Regions from separate parts of the Homo sapiens genome. Here region 1 is linked to region 2. A link is a contact called in ENCODE Hi-C or POLR2A ChIA-PET data. All regions are on one chromosome and are shown on one strand. The core of a region is the stretch at or near the end of the contact, and the rest is flanking DNA. Distances in the headings are between cores, read along the strand shown.

Evidence for each region. A loop is a pair of places that touch in the nucleus more often than their neighbours do. ChIA-PET counts read pairs that join two places held with the same protein, here RNA polymerase II (POLR2A). Pooled maps may share reads with other maps.
Region 1: a pooled map shows a loop between it and region 2 (3-fold over the local background). The contact joins the enhancer-like site here to the promoter of LINC01317 in region 2. A Hi-C loop is called at or near these places in 1 of 168 maps with a recorded cell type or tissue (IMR-90) and 2 of 50 pooled maps. POLR2A ChIA-PET finds 5 or more read pairs at or near these places in 2 of 52 experiments (H1 and activated CD8-positive, alpha-beta memory T cell).

What each region holds. Positions count from the first base shown.
Region 1 is chr2:33,783,599-33,786,928 of GRCh38, reverse strand. All of the region lies in intron 1 of LINC01317 (long intergenic non-protein coding RNA 1317), which reads right to left. Among named protein-coding and RNA genes, the nearest start is that of LINC01317, 78 kb to the right of the region's middle. Within about 2 kb of position 1,573, at least 2 of the 41 ENCODE cell types and tissues checked have a DNase peak (open chromatin) inside an H3K27ac peak, as active enhancers do.
Region 2 is chr2:33,704,989-33,708,179 of GRCh38, reverse strand. LINC01317 (long intergenic non-protein coding RNA 1317) reads right to left here and starts at 1,294. Exons shown (of 7, transcript NR_126403.1): 1 at 1,227-1,294.

The DNA of each region.
Region 1 (3,330 bases), core at 324-2,823, 78 kb before region 2:
TTATAGTTCCATATTTAGTGGTAAAATTTACTAGAAGACAACAGCAACCCACACAGATAGGTTTTAGAACCCTCAGGGATAGAGACGGAAAATGCTGATAAAGGATGCTGACCAGCTGAGGTGGCTGAAGACAAAGAAAAAGTATCAACTATGGCCTTGGGGTTAGTTCTAGAAATAAGGAATACAGTTTTGTAGGCTTGCAGCCCTGATATTTATTTATGAGACTCTTTTCTCTTATTTTCTCTTCCTTTCTCCTACTCTTTTATATATGGTGCTGTCATAGAAGTAAGCTTTAGAATTTAGTCCAGAATATTGAAGAATGACCTAATGGAACCAGAGATGCTGGTTCTGGGGCTAGATATAGTAACTGTTGTGCCTTGACCACATACCACCTGGATGAGGGGTGCTAACATTACTAGACAGGTACATTTTTTATTGTTTAATGTTAATAAGGGGGAAAGACGATACGTTAACATTGTACAGCCAAGTGGGTTACAGCGAACAACCATTATTCTTTGTGTTCTCCAACATCTGCACACTGTTACGATGGCTGGAGATACCCCAACTTTATAAGACTGACCTCACCGCTCACGAGTGAAACTGAAAATGCCAGACACTCACTTCCCAGATTCCCCCTCAGACTTTGGGAAGGTGGCTTGAAGAAGCAGGGATTGCAAAGAAGCTATTCTGGTGAGAGTAACAGCAGGCATGGAAGCTGCACTTGGCTTCCAGAGGCGGCAGCAGGTATGAGTCTATCAGTAGCACCCGTTGTTCAACATTGGTATGGTAGTATTAGGTTGCTGCAAAAGTAATTGCAGTTTTGGCCATTGCTTTCAATTGACCGTTGCCTTCAATGGCCAAAACTGCAATTACTTTTGCACCAACCTAATAACACTATCTTCACAGGCTGTGTTCTGATGCATAATGTGAGCACTGTGCTGGCTACAGAACCTCCAAGCCTGGATTTCCAGACTTATCAGAGATTCTGTGAGTCACCACCATATTTCAGCAAATCCCCTTTCTGCTTTAATTAATAAGAGTTGGTTTCTTTTGCTTGTAACTTAAAACCGTGACTGATGCTTTCAGGTTCTGGAGGAAGTAAGATTTTATAATTCTCAAATCCTGTAAGGACTAAACTTTCAACATCTTCAGTTGAAACAACCTTTGTTCATTCTCTTCATTACTTCATTGATTTTGTTCATTCAGTCATTCAGTCATTTAGTTGTTCATTCATTCATTCAGCAACTACTTACTGAACCTTTACTCTGTGCCAATTGGCAAAAACAGACATGGTCCCTCCTCTCATGTACATGTAGTTTAGTAGGCAATAATCACACAAATAAATGTAAAGGTGCAACTGTGATAACTGTTCAGGAAAGAGCCATATTATAGGGAGAATTAATCATCATCAAATCCAGGGAAGACTTCTTTGAGCAACTGATGACTGAGCTGGAATCTGAAAAAAGAGTGAAAATTAGCTATGTCACAGGACAGGAGTGAAAGATGTTTCAGACAAAGGAAATAGTATGAGCAAAGGCTGTATAGCAAGTTGAGCAAAGCGTCTTTGAGGAACTGAAAGAAATTTACTATGACTACAAATAAGACAGCAGAGGGAAGCAGGCTGTGAAGAAACAAGTTTGTGGAGTCGGTGGAGACCATAACATGGCAAGCTTTGTAGCCTGTATTAAGGATGTTCTCCTTTATCTAAAAGAAGTAAAAAATCATGGTAGTATTTTAAGTGGTAGCTGGGGAGGTGGGAGAAATGTAACATGCTCCGCCTGCATGTAAAATGTTTTGGAGAGGAGCAAGAGTAAATACAGGGAGACTGGTCAGGGGATCCCAGTAGCCCAAGCAAGAGGTGATGAAGCCTGGACTCAGAAGCAACAAGTAAGTGGCAGATGAGAGGATGGATGGGAATCATATTTGGAAGTTAACATTTTCAGGATTTGTGGTTGATCAAGTGTGGAAAGTGAAAGAGACAGAACAGATGCAGTCACCATTCACCAAAACAGGAAAACACCAGAAAAGGACCAAAAAGGAAGAGAACTGTCTTTGGAGAGAATCATGGCTATTTCTTCTAATGTACTACACTCCTCAGCCAATCACCTCAGATTAAACAGATTTTATTTTCAGTGATCAAAAGTAGAATCAGGCTCTGACCTCAAAAATATCTGCCCTCTGCTCACAGATGCCTAGTCTTTTTACAGTAATGAAAGGCCAAAGCCTGAGTCAGCACACTCCACAATTAGAGATAGTGTTGCATTCAGTTTCCTAGAGCTGACAATGTTGCCACAAACCAGGGAGCTTAAAACAAGAGAAATGTATTCTTTCACAATTCTGAAGACCGGAAGTCCAAAATCAGAGTGTTAGTAGGGCCATGTCCCCTCCAAAAGCTCTCAGAGTGAATCTCTTTCGGCCTCTTCCAGCTTCTGGTGGCTCCTGGTGTTCCTTGGCTTCTGGTAGCATAACTCTAATCTGCCTCCTTCTTCACATGGCCTTCTTTCTGTATGTCTCTGTGTCTCCTCCTTTCTCATCTCTTATATGAACAGTCATTGAATTTAGGGCCCATCCTGAAGCCAGAGTGATCTCATCTTGAAATTCTTAATCTCACTACATCTGTAAAACCCTATTTTGAATTGAGGTCATATTCACAAGTACTAGGGGTTAGGATTTGGACATATCTTTTGGGGGCCACTATTCAACCCACTACAGATGTACAATGTTAACAGGTTGCTTAGATACACGTAGACGAGTTTTACCTGAAACAGCATTTCTCAGAGTGTGTAAGACAAACATTAGTTCCTCAAGATACTCAAAAAAAATTGTTACCATGGTCAAAGTTTGGAAAACATTGAACACTCTATACCCTTCTTATGATTCCTAATTTACATACACACACTAAAGTTTCTGAAAAGTCCTGCAGTAATGAAACCCATTCAAGTTGCTCAACCCAGAACTTTACAATCTTATTTGATGCATAATCTTTTCCTTTTGGTGACAAAGCACCTGCCCACTGATATCTGAAACACTGTCCAAGGGCCATACTCACAGTATGCTAAGATACCATCAGTTAGCAATCAGTGATAAATAGTTTGGGGTTGTGGATTTTTCTCAGTTTTGGTGAGGAAGAAAAATGAAAGAAGGTCTTAAACATTGAAGGCTGGGGAGGGAATGACCACTGGATCCAGGAGGGAGTGAGTGCTGGGGTTGACTGGGCAGAATGTTAGCAAGTAACAGAAAGCTGTGATTGGTGGCTCAAAAGAAATTTTGCTCAAAGAATTTTTTGTTCACCTCACAATGTGAGGAGACAACACAAGCTGGGAAACAGGT
Region 2 (3,191 bases), core at 45-2,544:
ATTGCATCACTGCACCCCAGGCTGCACTACAGAGCAAGAGTCTGTATCAAAAAAATAAAATATAACAGCAGCACCATCACCAAATTTAGAAATCATTTAAGAGTGCCAGTGTTTTGGCTGGGTGCAGTGGCTCACGCCTGTAATCTCAGCACTTTGGGAGGCCAAGGAAGGCAGATCACGAGGTCAGGAGATCGAGACCATCCTGGCTAACACAGTGAAACCCCCTACTAAAAATACAAAAAAATAGCCAGGCGTGGTGGTGGGCGCTTGTAGTCTCAGCTACTCGGGAGGCTGAGGCAGGAGAATGGCATGAACCTGGGAGGTGGAGCTTGCAGTGAGACGAGATCGAGCCACTGCACTCCAGCCTGGGCGACAGAGCAAGACTCCATCTCAAAAAAAAAAAAAGAGTGCCAGTGTTTTTAATCCATTTGTAATTAAAGATAATATGACATGAAGTACTAATTGGTGTCCATTCTTTTAGTTTTGTCACTCTAAAATCTGTACCCACACTGTTGAGTATTGCTTCCTAACCACAAATCTGATCATGGCAATCCTTTGCTAAAGGCCTTCAGTGGCACTCAGTGGCCTTGAAGACAATGGCCGAGCTCCATGGTCCACAGGTCTCTTCACAACCTAACATCTGCCTTCCTGTGTACCCCTTCCACTGACCTGATTCAACCCTGGACCCATGGCGTTTGAGTTATGCTGTTTCACATCCTCTTGCCTGCCTTTGAACCTGTAGTTTTCTCTGCTTAGCAAATCCCTTTTTATTCTTTAAGGCCACCTTTTCTGAAAGCCTTCCTTAGCCCTCATACCCAGAGTTCCTAACACCCTCTTGTGCCTCTACTCTATACTGTACACTTTTTATTGTTGTACATATCATTGTAAACATCTGCCCATTTCTGCTGCTCAACTGCACTATCGTTTCCTTGAAGTCAGGGACTATGTCCTATTTAATATCGCCCCCTTCAGTGCCAAGCCCTTCCGAGACACTCAAAAAGCCTGCCTCACCCTGATTTCATTAGGAAAATAGTATAGACAAGACACAAAACATATTTGTAAAAGTGATGCCTTACTAGCAACCATTTTACAATTATGAAATCCATCATAGTAGAAAGGTTACCTTTCACTAGGCCCTAATAAAGGAGGGTCTATTAGTCCATTTTCACACAGCTGATAAAGACATACCCAAAACTGGGAACAAAAAAAGATTTAATTGGACTTACAGTTCCACATGGCTGAGGAGGCCTCAGAATAATGGTGGGAGGCAAAAGGCACTTCTTACGTGGTGGCAGCAAGAGAAAAATGAGGAAGAAGCAAAAGCAGAAACCCCTGATAAACACATCAGAGCTCGTGAGACTTATTCACTATCACGAGAATAGCACGGGAAAGACCAGCCCCCATGATTCACTTACCTCTTCCTGGGTCCCTCCCACAATACGTGGGAATTCTGGGAGACACAATTCAAGTTGAGATTTGTGTGGGAACACAGCCAAACCATATCAGAGGGGCAGATGTACAACGTTTGTATTGTAAATGTAGCTGCCGGGCCCCAATCTCCGCCAAGTCTCAGAGGTCTACAATCAGAGGACTCCCACAGACTACTACATTTTCATACTCACCCACTTCCGTTAAACCCTCTAATTAGCAGTTTCCACTCTGTTAACAACTTGTCATGAGTATTTATTTGTCTTCCGGTTGACTTAAAATGAGAGAAAACACAGTGGGCAAATCAGAGCAACACCTGAGTGAACTGTTTATGTTCACAAGTGTGAAAGCTACCAAAGCCATCCATGAATTGAAGAAGAACTCTTGGTTTGCCAATTAACAGAGAACAAGAGTATGCTTCCAGAAACCTTCCTGGGGGGCGCTGCATTTTAAAATTGACCATTGAGAACAGCAATGATGAGCTCAACAAGAGATATAATCTTACCCTCCTGACAATTTGTGTTCAGAAGGGACAGTGTTCTAGCAGAAAAGTCAGTGACTTTCAAGTTAGAATACTTGTGTTTCAATTCTCTTAAGAGCATGTGGCCTTCAGGAAGATATTTAACTTCGCTTAGCTTGACTCTCCTCATCTGTAATACAGAATTATCTGTAACTCACACCATACTTGTGAGAATTAAATAAATAAGGTCATATGTGAGAAAGTGCCTAGTCTAGGCTCTTGCTTGATTAAGGTTTGAATAACTCTTCACTCAAAGCAAGAAGTGTTTTCACCAAATGCATTTTCCTTATGTTGTAAAACCCAAGCACAGCAAATCAGAAGAAATTGATTCTTATGGATTAATATCATCATTCAAACTCACCGGCATGAGTTTAAGATATGTTGATTTTGAATTTCTCATGTCAATCTTCTATATAATCAGAAAATCACTTTAAGAAGCTATGACAGACTGCCAACCATATATACGAGGCTGAAATACATTTGATTTTTTTCCCTAAATAAGCTGTTTGAAGAATGACAGCTAGATAGTAAAAAAGAAAATCAACCCCTCTGCAAAGTTAGTAGCTTTATATACCTTTTCATCCCAGAAAATACCTAAGCAGATTAAAAGCTTTCTACACTTCTGAAAAGCCCATTTTGGTCTCACCACCTGTGTTCTAAATTGTACAATAATGGAATTTTAAAAGGTTGTGATAGTAAATCTCTCCAATCAACGTATTATAAAACCAACCCCACCAAAAATTTACCTCCACAGCACAGTATGGAAAACCAACTGCTCAGATCTGAGAAATGTAAAATGTTGAGCTTATTTTTTTAATCATGTTACTCATTGATTGTAAGGTTGGTAATACTTAGACACAATGCTTGAATTGAGAAAAAAATAATCTACAAGCTTTTGTGTCTTTTGGTATGCAAAATGATAAGTCCTGTCAAGTAGACTAGAGGATAAAGCAAATCTTTATTAAATAAACAAAAAACTATTAATCGGCCTTTGCTGTAGCCCTGCTTGATGCAAGTTATATTACTTGTCAAGACTTTTGTTTAGTCACAAATAAAAGGTTCAGTGGATAAAGGTTTGGCCTTTCGCTACATGTTTTCTGCCAAACTGTGACCTGAAATGAATGAATTGGTATTGAGTGGGTCCTCCTGACTCTGTAATTTAATGCTGACAGTAATTAGCTAACAAGGTGGTGTTATAATGAAAGCCCAGGGCATGGTGTTTATGTGATTTTACACAGCTGCA